2 separate regions of the Homo sapiens genome follow, and region 1 is linked to region 2. Evidence: chromatin loops called from intact Hi-C (ENCODE). Cell type or tissue: K562. All regions are shown on one strand. Each heading gives the region's core, and the rest is flanking DNA. Links, peaks and the distances in the headings are about the cores only. Region 1 has its middle 110 kb from the start of LINC02074. Region 2 has its middle 28 kb from the start of RPL38.

Region 1 (10,142 bases), core at 657-8,656, 180 kb after region 2:
TGAGAGCTATCTTGGACATCGTGAGAGCCAGGTTTCTGTAGTGCTAGCACTGTGTAACAAACAGTCCCAGGAACCCTACATTATAGGTTGTGGTAGACAGAACCCTAAAAATGTTTCCAACATTCCCATCCTTTTTGTCAAACACTAATGTCTGAGCAAGGTTAACATAACCCCCACATGTCATGGGAGGGACCTGGCAGTGGGTAATTGAATCATGGGGATGGGTTTTTCCCATGCTGTTCTCGTGATAGTGAGTAAGTCTCATGAGATCTGATGGTTTTATAAAGGACAGTTCCCCTGCACATGCCCTCTTGCCCGCCACCATGTAAGACAAACCTTTGCTCCTCCTTCGCCTTCTGCCATGATTGTGAGGCCTCCCCAGCCATGTGGAACTGTGAGCCCATTAAACCTCTTTCCTTTATAAATTACTCAGTCTCAGTTATGTTCTTATAGCAGCGTGAGAATGGACAATACACTCGGGCTATCTAGGTGGACCCTGTGTAATCAAACAAGCCCTTGATAGCAGATGGAAAAGCAGAAGAAAGGAGAGATTCCAAGTATGAGAAGGCTTCAATGTGCCATTGCTGCCTCTGAGATGTCAGAACCAGAGAGAGAGGCCTCTGGATGCTGAGAGCAGCTCCCAGCCATCAGCAAGTAAAAAAATGAGAATCTTAGTTCTGCATCCACAAAGAACTGAATTTAGCCAATGATCTGAATGAGCTTGAAAGAAAATTCTTCCCACAGCCTCCCAGTAAAAGCCCAACCAGCAGACACCTTGATTTTGTCCTTCTGAAGCCTGGAGCCAAACTGGACTTCTGACTCACAGAGCTGTTGGGATCATAGATTTGTGTTGTTTTAAGTGGCTAGGTTTGTGGTAATTTGTTATGGTATCAATAGAAAACCAGTACAGAAGTCTTAAGTCATATTTTATTTCATGTTAGTGGTTGACAGATTGGCTGCGATTGGGCTGAGCAGGCTGGGTGGGGCTGAGCCAGGCTGACTGCAGGCTTCATGCACCTGGGCATGCTCTTCACATAGCAATGACAGAGGCACAGGAGGCCAAACTAAGGCTCACAAGCACACATGAAGCCTCTGATGCATCAGAGCAGTTGACATCCCGTTGGCCCAAGCAAATCACACGGCGAAGCCCAGCATCATGGGGCGGAAAAGGTATTACAACTCCTCTGGGTGGGAGGGGCACTGCTAAGTCACCCACCAAGAGCCAGGATATTAGATTCTGTTACCAGGAGGGTGTGGAAAACTGGGGACAACAATCCACTCTATCCACACTCCCTCCTGAAAATTCAAGCCAGGTTTGGTTCCTCATTCCTGAGCCTGTGATCCCAGCTACCCAGGAGGCTGAGGTGGGAGGGTTGCTTGAGCCTAGTGAGCTGCAGTGAGCTGTGATCATGCCACTGCACTCCAGCCTGGGCAACAGAGAAAGATTCCATTTCTTAAAAATAACAAAAAAAAAAAAGAAAAAGAATATTCAGTGTGCTTCCTCATTCTGCTCTATTTTATCCTAGCACTCTGCCTTCCAACATACAATTCACCTACTTCTTGTGTGTGTGTGTGTGTGTGTGTGTGTGTGTCTCCACACTAGAACACAGTAAGCCCCATGAAGGTGGGAAGTATTGTCTGTTTTGTTTTCTTATATATCCTAATCACTTAGATCAGGCTTGGAACATAAACTGAAGTCAATACATGTTTGTTGAATGAATGAATGATCTCAGTTGTGGCACCACCACCAAAGTCCTCATCATGGTCTGTGGTTCATTTTGTGTAGAAAAAGCAGCTCCTACCCCCTATACCCTAGTGAGGTGGACAGAAGCCTCATCACACTGCAGAAACAAACTTAATTCCCAGCCCTGGTTTGGAACTTCTGATGGTCTCAAGGGGTTGTAGGAAATTCTAAAAACAACTCTCCAAAAAATCCATTGTGATAGCAACCTTTTCCTCCCTCTGGCTGGTTATTGGAGGGGCCCATGTCTATAAATTCAAACAATAGGGCATGCCAAGTCCCCAAAGTCTTCACTCCTGGAGCTAAAATAATAATCAAGACTTGTTTTTGGCAGGATTTTCTGGATACCACTTAGCTTCTCTTGGGCATGAAAGGATGGGCAGTCCCTGCCAAATGTAACCACCATACCGAAAAGTTGGCCAAGGTTGTTAGCGCCTTTCTTTCCGAGTCAGCTAATTGGTGGATTTAACTGGTGTTGCGTGCCAGGCGTGGGCTTCTGTTAACCCTTTCAGTCCTCAGAAGCATAGATGTTGTTACTCCTTGTATAGATGGGAAATGGACTCACTTTTCCAAAGCTGAGCAGACAGAAGTGATGGTGCAGGGCTTCAAGGTCAAGCCTGTGACTCCAAGGCCAGTGCTCTTTCTACCACTTCGTTTATCTGGAAGATTCTAGAATTTCTAAAACTGGACTTGCCCAGGGGGTGACCAGAACAGTTCTGGGCCCTGGGGGCTGGCTGGTGGTGATGTGTACACATCTGTGTGATCTTCCATAACCCATGACCTGGCTTTTTGTGTACCCTTAACCTTGTGTGCTCTGAACTTTCCAGGACTCCCAGGCTCTGAATATAAAGGCAGTGCTAAGGCCCTGAAGGTGGTGGTGGGGGGGTGTGTACAAGAGCACAGGTGAGGGACAGAGGCTGGCTTGATAACACGGCCTTGACTGGGAACCACTGCCCTATGGACCTGGACCCATCATCATCATCACCACCTGTGATATTAGAATATCATCTATGCTATGTTGGTTTTTGTCCATGGTTCCTGGCTCATGACTCCCATGGTCCTTATTATACTGTTGGGGGGCTTTAGGCCTCAAAAGCAGGCCTCGAAAAACAGAATCTCTCTCTCTGAACTTCTCCTGCCCTCCTTTTACCTGGCCAAGGCAGGACTCCAGTCTTCCCCAGCTTTCTGTCTTGGGGCCAGCCATAAAGAAATTCTCTGACCTTCCTTGTCTGATTATAAGTCAATAGGGGCCCCCATTTCAGAAGAGGTCCTGCCCTATACCCTGGAGGAAGGAAGGCTGCACAGAGAGGCCAAGAAGAATCTGAACAGACAGGCCTGGCTGGGTTTTCCCCCTCAGTCTGTTAGTATTAAGATCAAACCCTTTTTGTTTAGTCACATATGGTTGTCTATATGGTTGTCAATCATGCCTATCCAATGAAGTCTCCATAGAGGGCCAAAGAGGACAGAGTTTGGGGAGCTTCTGGATAGCTGAGCATATGGAGGTTTCAGGAGGAAGGTATGGAAACTCCACACTCCTTCCCCCATACCTTCACCTGTGCATCTCTTCATCTCTATCCTTCATCTGTCCTTTAGAATATAGCGGTGAATGTGGTGTTTCCCTGAGTTCTGTGAGCTGCTCTAGCAGATTAATCGAACCCTAGAAGAGGATTGTGGGAAGCCAAGTTTACAGCCAGCAGGTCAGAAGCCCAGGTGAAACAAACTGGGGCTTGTGATGGGCACTGGAAATGTGGGGGTCACTCTTGTGGGACCGAGCCCCCAACCTGTGATCTGATGCTATTTCCAGGTAGATGGTGTTGGGATTGAATTGGGGTGGGAGGATACCTAGCTGATGTTCCCTGCGGAATTGATGACTTGCTTGGCATGTGGGGAAAAAGCCCACATGTCTGGGCACAGAAATCTTCTGTGTTGATTGTGATAGGAGGAGAGAGGAAAAGCAGCTTAAGTTTTTTCCACACAGACCATCATGACACGATTACTAATAATATTTATTGAGCATTTGCTGCACACCAGGCATCCACAGAAAAACCCCTAGTGTAGAGAGTAGAATGATGCTCGTTTTGCAGAAAAGGAAACTGAGGCATAGTTCAGGATCCTGACTAAGAATAGCCATTCAGTCAGTGTCGGAGCTGGGGTAGGGCTCAGCTGGCAGATTCCAGGGCCCTGAATCGTAATCTCTATGCTACATAATATCTGGAGAAAACAGATATTATGCTTTCATTGAAAATGCTACATTTATTGAGTGCTCCAGACTCACTCACTCAGAGAAGGGAACAGGAGGGCAGGGTGCCAGGTGACCTAGGATCAGAGAGGCCCTGATCTCCCCGGGATGGGGGGTGGGGGGAGTGATACCAGCAGTTGTATTAAAATGCAAATTTCTGCCTTGCTTGCTGGTTTATCATCTGACTCGTTATACAATTTGCCAGTTATAGAAGAAAAATTATCATAATATGGCCCTAGGGAATGGTTGTAAAAAGGAGACCAAACGTTACTTATCGGCCGTTCCACTACAATTATCTTCCGCGTTTGTTCTTTTTCTCTCCAGAAAAATGAAACCATCAATGCCAGCGACAGGGTGCTGACCAGGCGGAGGCAGCACGGGGGAGCACAGAGGCTGGGTGTTTACTTAGCTTCCTCCCTCTGTACTCTCTCCACCCGGCCCCTCAGCCCACCGCTCTTCTCTTCCTGGGGCAGTTCCCTCTGCTGAGCGGGCTGGATGGAGATTTTCCAAGCAGGAAGAGGAGTAGAGCCTCGGTAGATTAAGTTCAGCTGTCTCCTTCATTGTACTGGCTCAGGGCTGGCCGGGATCCTCTCTGCTAGGGGCTTGAGGTGGAGGCAGGACGGCTCAGGAGGACCCACTGAGGATCATTCTGCAGTCTCTGCAGGTGCTGGTCAGGTTCTCAGCGCTCAGGCTGCAGGTAGCTGGGCTTCCACAAGGGGGCAGGTGCTCTGCGGGGTGCACCCCTGGATCACCCGTGCCCTGGCAATAATTCATGCTCCTGAGATACCTTTCCAATCGGTATCTTCCAGCCTTCCCCTGCTCCCAGGCTCCGTGTGGGCAGGAGCTGAGTCTTCTTCAACTTGATTCTCTCTGCATCTAGTCCAGTGCTTGGAACAACATAAGCAGGAAATAAATATTGGATGAATGAATGAAAGTGTCTGTCTGCAGGCACGTGTCTGTGTATTTTCAGGTTATTCTAAAGTTGTCCTCCCCATGGGCTGCCTTCTTTTAGCTCCAGCCAAATCTTCTCCAAGCCCTGCAGCCTCCGGTGATTTATCAGGCTTCTCTACCCAGCATATTAAAACAGTCAGGGGAGCAGATAATGATGCTCTCCAGGCTGCCCTTGCATACCGTTGAGATATTTATGGTTTTTACAAACCTTGGGCTTCCCTATCATTCTTGTGCACTCCACTATGGACTGAGAACTTCCTCTGTCTTCATTCCTGGGGTACCTGCTCCTCGATTATTTATGCCACAATATGAAGGGCAAACTTTCTGTGCTTCCTCAAGTTAAATTTACAAAGGACAAATTCTAAGCAGTGCACCAGGCACTCTGTGACTATGTCTAGCAGTGAGGCCTCCAACATCCAGTGTCCTGGACTCTCTGCAAAGAGAGTCGAGGCATGGATTATTTGTTTTCTCACTTCTTTTTTTTTTGTTTTGTTTTGTTTTTTGAGACAGAGTCTTACTCTATCACCCAGGCTGGAGTTCAGTGGCATGATCTCAGCTCACTGCAACTTTCGCCTCCCAGGTTCAAGTGATTCCTCTGCCTCAGTCTCCTGAGTAGCTGGGATTACAGGTGACCATCACCACACCTGGCTAATTTTTGTATTTTTAGTAGAGATGGGGTTTTGCCATGTTGACCAGGCTTGTCTCGAACTCCTGAGCTCAGGTGATCCACCCGCCTCAGCCTCCCAAAGTGCTGGGATTACAGGCGTGAGCCACCATGCCTGGCTGCTTTCATGCAACTTCTTAGCTCAAGCTGGAGGAGCCAAATGCTGGAATCTGGGGGTTAGATGGCTTAGAACACACATTTCTAGTTTGATTTCTGGCTGTCCACCCCCATTAGAAGCTAAAAATGTGAGTATTCACATTCTCGGGTGGCAGGCGATCTAGAAGCCTCGTAGAGAAAGCAGTGCCTTGTTTGTACCTCTAAGCCTTTTGTCTGAGGGAACAGGCATCTCCCCATGGCCAGAAGGTTTTTCCAAGAGGAAGATGAGAATGTGGAGTAAGTGGATGCATGCCATCCAGTGACCATCTCACAGGTGCTTGGAGCCAGGGTCAGCAAACACAGCCCACCAGCCAAAGCCAGCTCGCCATCTTGTTTTTATAGCCTGCGTGATAAGAATAATTTTTTTTTTTACTTTTTCAAATGGTTGAAAAGCCATCAAAAGAGTATTATTCTATGACATGTGAAAATGATATCAAATTCATATTTCAGTGTCCATAAATAAAGTTTTATTGGAACACAGCCACGCTCATTCATGTACATATTGTTGAGGGCTGCTTTGGCATTACCACAGCACAGCTGAGAAGCTGTGACAAAGATGGTGGGCCTGCAGAGCCTGTACAATTTACCATCTGGTCCTTTACAGAAAACATTTGCTGACCCCTGCTTTGGAGACAAAATCACCCCTCTGCCCTCACCCCATCTCCTGGTGTGTCACCTGAACAAGCTGAACATCATGGGAAATTTTCTTGCCTCTTAGGTAGATTTTCTCCTACCTAAACTTATGCTTTTCAAAATGAAGAGAAAGAGAGATATTGAAGGATGAAGCTGGGAAGTAGTAATTCTTGGAATATCATATTTCTTGTGACCTGGCTCAAGTCATCTTAATTTCTCTCTGGGCCTCATCCTTCTCCCCCTGAAAAATAGGGCTGCTGGGAGTGAGGGGCGAGCCAGACGCACGGCCTTGTCAGTGTTCATCTTGGAGCCAGACGTCTGAGGACTGGCCTTACTTAAAGTGCTTCATCTGTGCCTGCCTTGGGTGTCCTTGTCCTAGTCAGACATGTCCCGATTTTTGTTTTTGAAGATATATATCATAACAACATGCATATGTTTTTAAATATCCCATTGAAAGACATTTATGGCCAGGCGTGATGGCTCACGCCTATAATCCCAGCACTTTGGGAGGCTGAGGTGGGTGGATCATGAGGTCAGGAGTTCAAGACCAGCCTGGCCAACATGGTGAAACCTCACCTCTCCTAAAAATACAAAAATTAGCCAGGTGTGGTGGTGGGTGCCTGTAATCACAGCTACTTGGGAGGCTGAGGCGGGTGGATCACGAGGTCAGGGGTTCAAAACCAGCCTGGCCAACATGGTGAAACCTCGTCTCTACTAAAAATACCAAAAAATTAGCCGAGCATGGTGGTGGGTGTCTGTAGTCCCAGCTACTTGGGAGGCTGAGGCAGGAGAATTGCTTGAACCCGAGAGGCGGAGGTTGCAGTGAGTCGAGATCGCGCCGCTACACTCCAGCCTGGGCGACAGAGCAAGACTCTGTCTAAACAACAACAACAACAACAAAACAACAACAACAACATTTATTTAGCACCTACCATGGGCGAACGTTGCACTGTACACTAAGGCGATGCGGGGAAATCAGTGATACAAAGGCCCTGTGCTCAGAGAGCTTTAACACGCGCGATGCTATTATGTGCACACTCGTCACAGGACAAAGACTCAGATGGCTGAACACCCATTGCAGTGTGCCCACCACTTTGCGTTCACAATTCTCACATCCACCCCCTGCAGGAAGACAAAATTAGCTCCCTTTACAGAAGAGGGAACCAAGGCTCAGTACCCAAGCTTCCCTCATCTAGTGGGTGGTCTCCAGATCTGTTGGGTCCAAAGCCCAAGTCTGTCCCACTGCTGATAAGAGTGCACAGCTTCTGCCTCCGAAAAAGAAAGATGGCGCTGCTGTTGCTCCCTAGACTCAGCTCCGCGGAAGGGGAAAAGGAAGGGTGAGCTGGTTTATTCTGGGGAAATCTCCCCATTCATTCTTAGGGTCCACTCAAGAAAGAAATTTTCTATACTCTCTGGTCCCCAGGGAGCTCTGCTTCACTTCCAGATGAGCAGCTGAGACCAAAGAAACACCAGGAAATGTACTTATTTCATTCCACCTTGAATTACTCCCCGGCACGTCTGGCTTATAAAATCCTTGGCTGCAGGGATAGTCTCTCAGTCACCCTTAGATCTCCCAAACACGCCAGGTGCGGTGGCTCATCCCAGCACTTTGGGAGGCTGAGGCGGGCGGATCACCTGAGGTCAGGAGTTTGAGACCAGCCTGGCCAACATGACGAAACCCCGTCTCTACTAAAAATATAAAAATTAGCCAGGCGTGGTGGCGCATACCTATAATCCCAGCTACTAGGGAGGCTGAGGCAGGAGAATCACTTGAACCCAGGAGGCAGAGGTTGTAGTGAGCTGAGATCGTGCCACTGTACTCCAGTCTGGGCTACAGAGCGAGACTCCATCTAAAAAAAGAAAAAAATCCTAAACAAATATTAAATACTTACTGTATGCCAGGCCTTATGCTAGCTGTGGGACACAGTGCTTTGTATATGGTAAGTGTTCACAGAATGCTTATTATGTAAATGAGTCTCTGCTGATTAAGTTCACATGAATGCCAGACTTTTTCTAGGAGCTTCCAGGAGATACTGGAGTCCTTGAAAAAAGAGGGAGGACACGGATATTCAGGGAATCTGTATTTCTCTCTTCACCTATTCCATCCTGCATCTCTGCTCTGAAAGGGATGTTCTCTCCATCGCTGGGTGGGGCCAGCAAGTTCATTCTCGGAGTTGCTGCTGCTTCCAAAGGCCATTTCTGAAAAGCCACAAAGGAGGTGAGGTTTCTCCTCCAGTCTCTTTCTCTTGATTTTTTAGCCTGTCCTGGAATCTCACTTTCACTGTAACCTCATTACCATTTTCAGTCCTCATGGACTCTTATTTTTTTTTATTTTTATTATTATTTTTTTTGAGATGGAGTCTCGCTCTGTCGCCCAGGCTGGAGTGCAGTGGCACAATCTCAGCTCACTGCAAGCTCCGCCTCCTGGGGTCATGCCATTCTCCTGCCTCAGCCTCCTGAGTAGCTGGGACTACAGGTGACTGCTGCTATGCCCAGCTAATTTGCTGTATTTTTAGTAGAGACGGGGTTTCACCGTGTTAGCCAGGATGGTCTCGATCTCCTGACCTCATGATACACCCACCTCGGCCTCCCAAAATTCTGGGATTACAGGCGTGAGCCACCGCACCCGGCCTATGGACTATTTTTAAGAGTCAAAAATCAAATGATCCCAAATAACAAAGACTTCAAGTATTACTAGGAGAGGATCCACCATTTCCCTTCATGCTCTGGCAATAGAGGAGGCATGGTGTGTCCAGAGAGAAGTCAGGCTTCCTTCCCCTCCAGCCTCTGAGAGCCTCCTTCCATGCTGGGTCTATTGGTAAAGTCTTCAGGCTGGCTGTCCCTCCTGAACCCTCTAGGTCATGCATGGACACTTGGTTGCTGAACATTTTGTCAAAACAGTACTCAGTGTCAGGGGAACCCAAAGGAAAGAAAAATGGCTGCCGGAGCCAGGTGACCCAGCTTGCAGCCGACGGTTTGCTCTCTGAAGCTCTTGGGCCCTCTTCCATCTTCCTCCCAGCATGATCCAGGTAGTGACATCACCTTGGCATCTGCCATCAGGAGTCCAAACCTGCCATCAGGAGTCCAAACCAGGGAAGGTCCAAGAGGTGAAGGCCAGAGGCTCATCTCTGTATTCCAACGTCCAGTCTGAGGTCACACTGCCACCTTGGACAATTGACAATGGGTGGCCGTGGTACTCCATGCAGAGAGGTGGGCTTCATACCTGTGGATCCACCAGGACAGCATCTCAGAACACCCTCAAGTCAACCCAACATCCATCCAAGAGATGGCCACAAATGCTAAGTGGCCATTTTGTAACTATGACTTGTCTCAAGAGTCTGGGGTGGTGGACAGAGCTCCAAAGAGAAAACACCTCCTTAACTTTCAAAGACGGTACCCTGCCACCTCTGTCCCCAGGATGTCTCTGTCTCCTCCTCTTTTCAGCTCACACAATTGTCAAAGTGCAGCTTGCTCCCCAGACACTGTCCTACTACTTTACAGGCAAACCCTGCCTTGCCGAACCTGAGAAGGGGGCAAAGTGTTTGCGGGTCCCAAGGTTACTCCCCAAAGGCTCTTAAGAACATTAAGAGAGTGTGTGAAATCATGAGCACGAAATTTTCACAGCTGCACCCACACCCTGTGTTCTCATCCCTCCCGGGTTCCATCCACTTATTTTTCTTGACCTCAGTGGGGTAGACTGAGTCACCCCATACTAGTCTTTGGGATTCATGACAATCTGCACCTGTGGATCTGGAAGG
Region 2 (10,142 bases), core at 827-8,826:
GAGTCTGTCAACTCTTGGGAGTGGGAGAAAGGCGAGAGCTTTGCTGGGCTTCGCAGGTGGGAGGCAGGAGTCAGTACGTCAAAGTCTCAGAAGCTGGGGACCTGGGGGGAGATTAGAGGTCCTGAATTAGGCTGTGGAACCACCTGCTGCCTGGAGAAGCTGCCTGGGATGGGCTCTGGATTTCTCTGTGGAGGGGGCTGGGAGGGCTGGAATGGGAGGAGTCAGGAGCTGGGCTCTCCATGTTTTGTGTCCACTCCTGGGCCTGGGGGCTGATGGGAGAGGCCTGATCTCAACACGTCTCTCCCCGCCCCGTGCCTCCGGGCAGCGGCCACCATCCTGCCCCAGCCCAGGTCTCCCGGCAGGGCCAGAGCAGGCAGCCCAGCAGTGAGGCTGCAGTGAGGAGCGGTGAGTGTGTGCACAGATTGCTTGCCAGCAAGGTGGAGGCCTTGCAAACTGTATCAAGGAAAGAAGAATGTTTCAAGGAATGAAATCTCAGCCTGGAAAAGAAGAAACTAGAAAGCTACTGCACTTTCTGACTTCCAAACAATTAAATTAGACAAGGAGCGCGAAGGCTCAGTGAGGGGTTGAACGTCCTCTTGACCCTGTCAAAATCTTAGGCCAAAAAAATGCCCGCTTGATCTCCAGCGCTTTGCCCGTTGCTCAGAAGCATTTAGCTTCCTGACGATTCCAGTGTTCTCAGCAGTGACTATCAAACACTCCAGCTTTTACTAATTAATCAGATTTTTTAACAAAGAAGAAAGAAAGAGGTCATGTATCAATTTTACTGAAGAATTCTTCCTTGTATTCAGAAATTCTTCTAACTATCTGAAGGGGACAGGCTGTTTAGCTTCTCTGGGCCTCAGTTTACTCATAAGTGGTTGATGGTGGTGGTGGTGGGGAGGTCCTAAAATCTCTGGACACTTTAGGGTCTGCCATGTCACACATGTGTGCAGGCTCTAGACAGACAGTTCAGGGAGGAGTGGTCCTGAGCCGAGTCTCTGCAGCAGAGTGGCGGCTGGTGGGCGTGGCTCTGGGAAGTGAGCTGACACCTCCACCAGGTGCTTTCCAGCCCCCTAAAACATCTGCCACCCCAGAAAATGGCACAGTGGACGACTTTTGGTCTTGGCCTCCTGGGTTCTTTTCTAAGAGCTGCCATCACAAATGATCACACATTTGTTGGCCTAAAACAGCAGAAATTGATACTCTCCCAGTTCTTCAGCACAGAAGTCTGAAATCCAGGTGTCGGAAGGGCTGTGCTCCCTCTGAGGCTCTAGGGGAGGGTCCCTTCTTGCCTATCCCAGTTGCTGGCGGGGCTCCTGGTGTCCCTCGGCTTGTGGCCACATCACTCGAGTCTCTGCCTCCATCCTCACGTGGTCTCCTTCCTGTGTCTGTGTGTTTCCTTTTTTGTCTCTTAAAAGGACATGCTCTCTGGATTTAGGACCCACCCTAATCCAGGATAATCTCTTCTTTTTTTTTTTTTTTTGAGACAGAGTCTCTGTTGCTCAGGCTGGAGTGCGGTGGCGCGATCTCGGCTCACTGCCACCTCTGCCTTCCAGGTTCAAGCGATTCTCTTGCTTCAGCCTCCCAAATAGCTGGTATTACAGCCACCACGTGTGCCACCACGCCTGGCTAATTTTTGTATTTTTAGTAGAGATGGGGTTTGGCCATGTTGGCCTGGCTGGTCTTGAACTCCTGGCCTCAGGTATCTGCCCACCTCAGCCTCTCAAAGTGTTGGTATTACAGGCGTCAGCCACCACGGCTGGCCCCCCAAAACACCCTTCAAAGAGATTATCAAGAGGATAATCTCTGCTTGATCCTCACCCTAACTACATCTGCAAAGACCCTATTTCCAAATTAGGTCACATCCTGAGGATCAGATGGAAGTGAATGTTTTGGGGGACACTGTTGAAACACTGCACTTTCTCGGCATGTCTCCTTCCCTCTTCCTGGTAAGATACCCTCCCTCATTTGGAAGATTCTTCTGTCCTACTTCCCATTGCACACAATTCTGATGGGCAGGTAGTAACAGTGTCCTTTCCCCTCCCCTTGACCACAGGGGCAGACATGTGTGCCCTGGGACATTGTACCTGTCTCTCAGGCCTTAAGAATGGACAGGAGGTTGGGCAGTGGGGACTCAGGGATCGGAACTGGTCCAGACAGAGTCATTCCTGAGATTTAGATATTCCTCAAGATATGTCCGGGCACAGTGGCTCACGCCTGTAATCCCAGTACTTTGGGAGGCCAAGGCGGGTGGATCTTCTGAGGTCGGGAGTTCAAGACCAGCCTGGCCAACATAGCAAACCCCCATCTCCACTAAAAAAGCATAAAATTAGCCTGGCGTGGTGGCAGGTGCCTGTAATCCCAGCTACCTGGGTACTTGGGAGGCTGAGGCAGGAGAATCACTTGCACCCAGGAGGTGGAGGATGCAGTGAGCTGAGATTGCACCATTGCACTCTAGCCTGAGCAACAGGATCAAAACGCTGTCTCAAAAAAAAAAAAAAAAGATATGTTCAACAGGAGAGGGAGAGGGAGCCTCTGGGATCCTGTGCTAGGATCGTGCAAGCCTGGAAGAGCCTGTGGCCATCTCCCTTCCTCCTGCTGCATGAAGGCAGCTGGTATGCAGAAGGGCAGGCTAGGACCAGCAACAAACAGAAGCAGAGTCTGGAGATGGGGATATGGGCATGGCAGGGGGCTAAGGAAAACAGAATAAAAGGATGGGAAAACCAGATGTGGTCATCCAGGCCTGCCAGCACCTGACTCCGTTCTCTTTCTTACCCTCAATCCGCACCTGCCAGCACCCAACTCTGCTCTCTCTGCCTGTGCAGCTCCCTTCTCTACTCCAGTGAATCCGAGTTGCTGTTCTGTCCCTTGCCACAGAAACCTGACGGACACAACAGCATACGGAATAACCGGTGGCCCTTGAGGGGGCTGGGAGAGCAGCCATCGGTGACGTTATCAGAAGGGATTCCCGCTTTGGCAGGCGCTGGACTGGATTAATGACTTCAATAAGCACATATTAGGCCCCTTCTGTGTGCTAGCTACAGGGGATGCAGAGATGCAAGCCAATGGTAAAACAGTCTTTAACGTATGCAAAGTAGGTTAACTGGAGGGTAGGAGTGCGGGGTAGACCTAGCTACAGGGGATGCAGAGATGCAAGCCAATGGTAAAACAGTCTTTAACGTATGCAAAGTAGGTTAACTGGAGGGTAGGAGTGCGGGGTAGACTATTTTCAGGTAGCTGTCAGGTGGTAGGGTTGGGGTGAGCCCTTGGTGGCTTGGGAGCAGCTCTCTCTGGTGCACAGCAGGTGTTGGGAAGTATGTGTTGAATAAATGAATTTAGATTATTTTATGGTTCACTTGCTTATGTCTGCCAGTGACTCATGCTGTGTGCCTCTTCTTTCCTCTGCACACATCTCTCCCTGTGCTCATCCATGCACACACACATGCAGGCACACACTGTCAACAGCCTGGTATGATGCTGGGCACCTGGGAGTGCTGACTAAGTGTCTGGGGGGGGGGGTCACATGATGGAGTGGCTGGCAGATTGGCAGCCACCGTGGTAGGAAGCTGTCCTATTTGTCTGGAATTTGGGCTTGTGCTCAGCTCCTAATGACTCACTTTGTGGATTGGCCATGGGGTGTTTCATCCACAGGTTCTCTCCCCTCCTCATCACCAGGGAGGTGTCTGGGTGGTCTTCAGCAAGGATGGGCAACATGGCCATTTCAACACTGGTTCTTGACTCCCATGTTGTTTGGGGGTCTTGGGGGTTCTTCAGAGGGAGAGGGAGGGATGCTGCAGAGGGCAGTATGGAATACGGGGCTCCTTGTTTCTAGATAGGGCTGTCAGAGGCTTCTCCATCTATGGGCCCTGTTCTTGGAAGCCGGGTCTGCGCTGCAGGTCCCTCACACAACCACTAGATGCCAGTGTTTCTTAATGGATGGAAGGGGGAGCCTGGGAAGGGCTGGCGGAGAGGGAAGGTCTAGATGGTCCTAGGGGGATAACAGGGCCTGGGCTGTGCCCATCTTATAGATGGGAATAGTGAGTCCTGGGAACTTAGCTAAGGCACAGGTAAGCTTCTCTAGACACTATGCAGTGAATCTGACGAAAGCGCCAGGGTTCCGGCTTCCACTTCCTTGTTCAGTGTCTTTATTCGGGATGTCTCACCTGTGCTGTCCAAGAAGGGCGTTGCAAACAGGTAAGTGGGGAGGGGCCGGAGGGGATGAGGGTGGTTCTGGGGAATCCAGCTTGGGAGGAGTGGAGCCTGACAATGAGAGAGGGGGTGAGAGAGAGGACTTGGGGGACCAGCAGCTGGAAAAGCACTGTTCATCCCATTCCGGCATTCATCCTTCCTTCCTGCCTCTCATCCTCCTTTCTGTTTTAGTTTGGTATCTCAGAAGGCAGAGAGAGAGACACACACACAGAAAGAGAGGAGGAGAATCAACCAGGTGAGGAGGCTCCACTTTTTTTTTTTTTTTTTTAGACAGAGTATCGCTTATTGCCCAGGCTGGAGTGCCATGACACGATCTTGGCTCACTGCAACCTCTGCCTCCAGGTTCAAGTGATTCTCCTGCTTCAGCCTCCCGAGTAGCTGGGATTACAGGTGCCCGCCACCATATCCAGCTAATTTTTTTTTTTTTGTATTTTTAGTAGAGACAGGGTTTCACCATGTTGGCCAGGCTGGTCTCAAACTCCTGACCTCAGGTGATCCACCAACCTCAGCCTCCCAAAGTGCTGGGATTACAGGCATGAGCCACAGTGCCCGGCCTGAGGCTCCACTATTCAAGGGAGAATCCATCTCGTGCTGAAATGAAGTGCAGGTGTGGGACTTCTGTGCTGTTCCCCATCCTTGCCCCCTGCTCCCTGGCCCTTATTCCTGGCACAGGGCCAGGTGTGCAGGAGGCCCTCCGTAAGTGTGTCTGGGTGGAGGTGGGGGCAGAGCGTGGCCAAGGACGGGAGATGGAGCTCCCTCAGTACAGTTCCTTCTGGCTTCCCATGGGGCAGACCTGGGGATTCCAAAACATGGGGCGAAGATTGACTGTTGAGCCCCCAATACAGTCCCAGCAATGTCAACACCACTCAGGGAAGTCACAGTTAAACATCGGGGGCCACGGCCTCTGCTCAGCCCCATTGGAGGGGAGGAGTGGGGGTCGGGATGGAGGGCAGATCAAGAGAGAGGCTAATGTGGTTTAAGCAGAGATAAGAAAGGCTGTGTGCTGCCTGCAATGCTTCCCGGTGAGCCTAGGATTCTATCATTAGAGACTGATTTATTTAGGTCAAGCCGTGACTCCCCCTAGGAGTTTTACATAGTTTCTTGCATGTAATAGACCATTCAGTAAATATTTGTCAACGGAGTCTCCTTAAAATGAAAATACCCCGAGGAGCGATAAACCATTTTCATTTGCTAACACTTCACCGTGAATTAGTTTATCACACTAACTAGTGTCCTAACAAGGTTTCTGAGGGGGAAACTCAGTACAGATGTGTTCTGAGGAGGCGCCTGCCTGGGAAGACGGGGGAGATGTGGAGTTTGGGCAAGTGCTGGAGATGATGTGACTTGGCCGAGAGCAAGGGCCAGCGTGCTCAAGGTGGGCACAAGGATGTTGGGTGTCTGCTGCCGGCCATACAGTCATGCCTCTTCCCTGTTGAAACTCTCTAAGATCTTCACAGTCCCTGGGAAAATGTCCCAACTCCTCTCTAAGGTTGCAGAGGTCCTTTCTGATCCAATCACCTCTCTCCTCCCCAGCCTCCCGTCTTGACACTGGCAATGCTCCAGCCGGACTCTTCCTTGAACTTAATGAGGCCTTATTACCTCCTTCCCTTTGTACTTGCTATTTATTCCCTATGCCTGGCTTACTATCTCACACTCTTTGCCTGGTTAATTTCAATGAGTTTTTCAAATTTTGTTTAGATGTCACTTCCTCCAGGAAGTCTTCCATGACCAACCCAGTGTAGAGGAGGCTCTTCTTCTTCTTCTTCTTCTTTTTTTTTTTTTTCTGAGACAGAGTCTCGCTCTATCGCTCAGGCTGGAGTGCAGTGGCGTGATCTCGGCTCACTGCAAGCTCCGCCTCCTGTGTTCACGCCATTCTTCTGCTTCAGCCTCCCGAGTAGCTGGGACTACAGGTGCCCGCCACCACGCCCAGATGATTTTTTTTGGTATTTTTTTAGTAGAGATGGGGTTTCACTGTGTTAGCCAGGATGGTCTCGATCTCCTGACCTCATGATCTGCCCGCCTTGGCCTCCCAAAGTGCTGGGATTACAGGTATGAGCCACCACGCCTGGCCGAGGAGTTTCTTCTTCTAAATGGTCTGGCAGTACTCTGTAACTGCACTCTCCTTGCAATTACATTGCAGAATTGGAAAAAAGTAACAAAAAGTAGTATACATGCAGAATTTAAACAAATTCCAATTGTATAGGAGGCTTATAATAAAAAATTACAGTTGCCTGCTTGTATTAGTCAGAGTTCAGTCAGGAAAATAGAAACCACACCAGTTATCTTAACAGAGAATTTAATATAGAGAATTGGCTAAACAGGTATTGGAGGACTGAAAAAGCCCAAAGAGAACATTGAAGTAGCATGGTTAGAGGAACTAGAGAAAGAAGCCATCATCCCTAGGATGGGCAGAACAAAAGGGAGATGTCGTGGTTATCTGACTCTACAAGCTTGAAGAAGAGGCCCCATGGAGCTGGGTTTAGACCTCAGACGCTGCAGCCTGGCTGACTGGTGCTGCTATCTCTGAAGGAGCATGATGAGATTGTGCAGTAAAAACTGGCTACTGGAATGCACTGCTGCTGCTCGGGGGGAGATCTGTTGCTGGAGAGACAGGGACAAGAAGAATAAGCCAGCAGAAAGAGCATATGCCTCTTTTCTCTCCTCCAGCCTTTGGTTTCTCTCTAGTCCTCCTACAGGCAGAACCCAACAAGGAGCCAGTTGACGAAGGAGAGATGTTATGTGCAGAGCCCCAATCTTAGCACCAAAACGTAGAGTTTAGAAGAGTGAGCTCGGGCTGGGCGTGGTGACTCATGCCCGTAATCCCAACATTTTGGGAGGCTGAGGCAGGCAGATCACCTGAGGTCATGAGTTTGAAACTAGCCTGGCCAACATGGCAAAACCCCACCTCTACTAAAAATACAAAAATTAGCCAGGTGTGGTGGCAGGCACCTGTGGTTCCAGGCACTCTGGAGGCTGAGGCAGGAGAATCACTTGAACCTGGGAAGCAGAGGTTGCAGTGTCTGAGACTGCGCCACTGCACTCCAGCCTGGGTGACAGAGCAAGACTCCATCTCAAAACAAAACAAAAAAAAAATAAAAATAAAAATAAAAATAAATGAATGAATAAATAAATAAATAGAAGGGTGAGCTCGGAGTTGAGAGATGATAGCTTGACAGCTGACACAGTCCTCCACCCCTTTGGCTACTCAGCATCCATCTACATGTACTGAACACCATCTAATGATAACAACAAACGTACACCTTTACCTTATAACATGCAATTATCTTTTGTACAAAGACACTCACAGTGTTCTCAAAGAGAGGAGACATAAAATCCCAAGAGCTCTTATATCCTCCTCTGAGTGACAGTCATGGTACTCGTTTCTAGATGATGTTGATCACCCCTCAAAACTAGTCATGGTCCCATCTGAATATTTTGTAACTTAAAGATGAAATTGTGAAGTTAACCACTGCTAATAATCTTTACATAAAATAAAAACGGCAAAGGAGAGAGAAGAGACATTAGTTAATATGTGCCAGTGCAAACATGTATACATATCAACAGGCAAGGAAGAAAATATTCCTGCTTTCTATGTTCTTGTTTTTATGAGGTCGTGTTGATATTAACTTCCTTCTCTCATTGCCTGTTCCATATCCATTAGTCTTCCCTTAGACAAGGAAGTACTACACGGGTCACCAGAGAACTTCCTGGGTTCCTTGTCTCCTTTATATAGTAGCTAACTAGTTTCTCTTTGCTAACTAGGAAAGTGATTCTCTTCTCTGCCTGTTTATTCAGCAGCATAAAGAGCCTATAAAATGTCCAGGTGTTAGCCTTGATGTCCAGTTCAGTGGAACAATCACTGGGTCTCTGGTGGAAACATTCCTCCTTTGGTTCCTAAAACCTCCAAACCAGCAGAGTTCAAAGTTAAAGAGGGGATAGGAAACAAACATTCTGTGAGAGTTGTTAGGTATGATAGTGAGAGGTGGCTGAGTGTGGTGGCTTAGGCCTGTAATCCCAGCACTTTGAGAGGCCGAGACGGGAGGATTGCTTGAGGCCAGGAGTTTGAGACCAGCCTGGGCAACATAGTGAGATTCCTTCTCTACAGAAAGTATTTTTTAAAAATAGTAAGAGGAGTCACTTCCACTTCCACTCCTTGTTTCCCTGGCCTGTGTATTCTGGTCTGGGAAAAACATGGCTGTAGATTGGACATCAATTCACAGCATATGCTGCATCCTGTAAAACAGACCAATCTTTTGGAATGTTATTGTCCAGTTGGCAGACTGAGTTTTCAGTAGGTCATTTGCTTGTTCTGTCAGACCAGCTGCTTTTGTGTGATGGGGTATGTGGGAAGACCATTGATTTCCAGGGGCATGAGCCATTGCTTTACTTTTTTATTTTTATTTTTTTGAGATAGGGCCCTTGCTCTGTTGCCCAGGCTGGGATGCAGTGGCACGATCATGGCTCACGGCAACCTTGACCTCTCTGGGCTCAAGCAACCCTCCTACTTCAGCCTCCCAAGTAGCTGGGACTACAGGTGCATGCCACCAAACCTGGCTAATTTTTGTTTGTATTTTTTTTTTGTAGAGGTGGGGTCTCACTATGTTGCCCAGGCTGGTCTCAAACTCCTGGGCTCAAGAGATCTTCCCGCCTTGGTCTCCCAAAGTGCTGGGATTGCAGGCATGAGCCTCCTCACCCAGCCCCACTTTACTTCTACAAAGTGAGTTTCTTGATCAGAAACATTGTCATGTGGGTGTATTAGTCCGTTTTCACATTGCTGATAAAGACATACCTGAGACTTGGAAGAAAAAAAGGCTTAATGGACTTACAGTTCTGTGTGGCTGGGGATGCCTCACAATCATGGTGGAAGGTGAAAGGCATGTCTCACATGGCGGCAGACAAGAGAAGAGAGCTTGTGTGGGGAAACTCCCCTTTTTACAACCATCAGATCTCGTGAGACTTATTCACTATCACGAGAACAGCATGGGAAAGACCGCCCCCATGATCCAATTACCTCCCACCAGGTCTCTCCCACAACACATGGGAATTCAAGATGAGATTCGGGTGGGGACACAGCCAAACCACATCTGTGGAATATCATGATGGTGGATAACCTTATCCTCACAGGATAAGGCACCCTATGAGGTCATGGATAGTAGTACTAGCAGAAACTTTGTCAGCAGGGAAGGTACATCTATATCCTGAATACATATTATTCTAGGGAGGGCAAATTGCTGCCCCTTTCCATATAATCAACCTGTTACCACATGTCTGGCTAATCCCCCTGCAGAATGGTACTAGAGACCAGCTCAGTGTTGGTCTCTGCTGTTGTCAGTTTGGGCATGCAGCAGAGGTGGTAGCCAGGTGGATTTTGTGAGTGGAGTTCTTATCACTAAGCCCACACATAGACTCTGCTATTGCCACTGTGACTGTTTTGTATACTCTCCTATTGCACAACCATCAGGGGCCTGGGGAAAAATGTAAATGGATATCCACAAAATGTGTCATCTTGTTGAAAACCTCCTCTACAGTGGCTAGACTTTGGTGAATATTCAGACGGCACACAAACATATTTGTCCTCTGTGCCTACTCCAAGAAGTCCATCCACATTCCTCCTTCCCAGAGCTCCTTGTCTTCATCTTCCAATCTTGTTATTTCCAAGTCCCTGAGCATCCTGTCCAGCCATTAACCACAGCCCATAAGTTAGTGTAGATCCATACTTTTGGTTATCTCTCCATTCAGCCCAAGTAGACAACCAAAGATAATGCTGGAACTTCTGTCTAGTGGGAGGATTTCCCTTAACCACTGCCTTTAAGAGATGCTCTCGATTACAGTGGTAATGTATTAATAGTAGTCTTCTTCTGGTTGATGCCAATATACCATGCAGAACCATCTGTAAATTAGATCTGATTTAATTTCCTTTTTCAGTCAGCTGA

What was found. Hi-C counts contacts between places; a loop is a spot of excess contacts. Peaks named below come from ENCODE experiments on the same cell type or tissue, not always from the same donor. Only the 100,000 strongest peaks of a DNase experiment are listed, where the experiment ranks them.
Region 1: a loop joins it to region 2, with 4 times the contacts of the local background. A loop is called at or near these places in 4 of 110 quality-filtered maps.

What each region holds. Positions count from the first base shown.
Region 1 is chr17:73,993,357-74,003,498 of GRCh38, reverse strand. No RefSeq gene overlaps it. Among named protein-coding and RNA genes, the nearest start is that of LINC02074, 110 kb to the left of the region's middle. In K562, for the core only: a CTCF peak has its summit at 4,693 (motif pointing right); a DNase peak (open chromatin) is centred at 4,718; H3K27me3 peaks cover 575 bases.
Region 2 is chr17:74,170,656-74,180,797 of GRCh38, reverse strand. No RefSeq gene overlaps it. Among named protein-coding and RNA genes, the nearest start is that of RPL38, 28 kb to the left of the region's middle. RefSeq lists an enhancer at 255-831. In K562, for the core only: a CTCF peak has its summit at 3,914 (motif pointing right); a DNase peak (open chromatin) is centred at 3,917; H3K27me3 peaks cover 1,758 bases.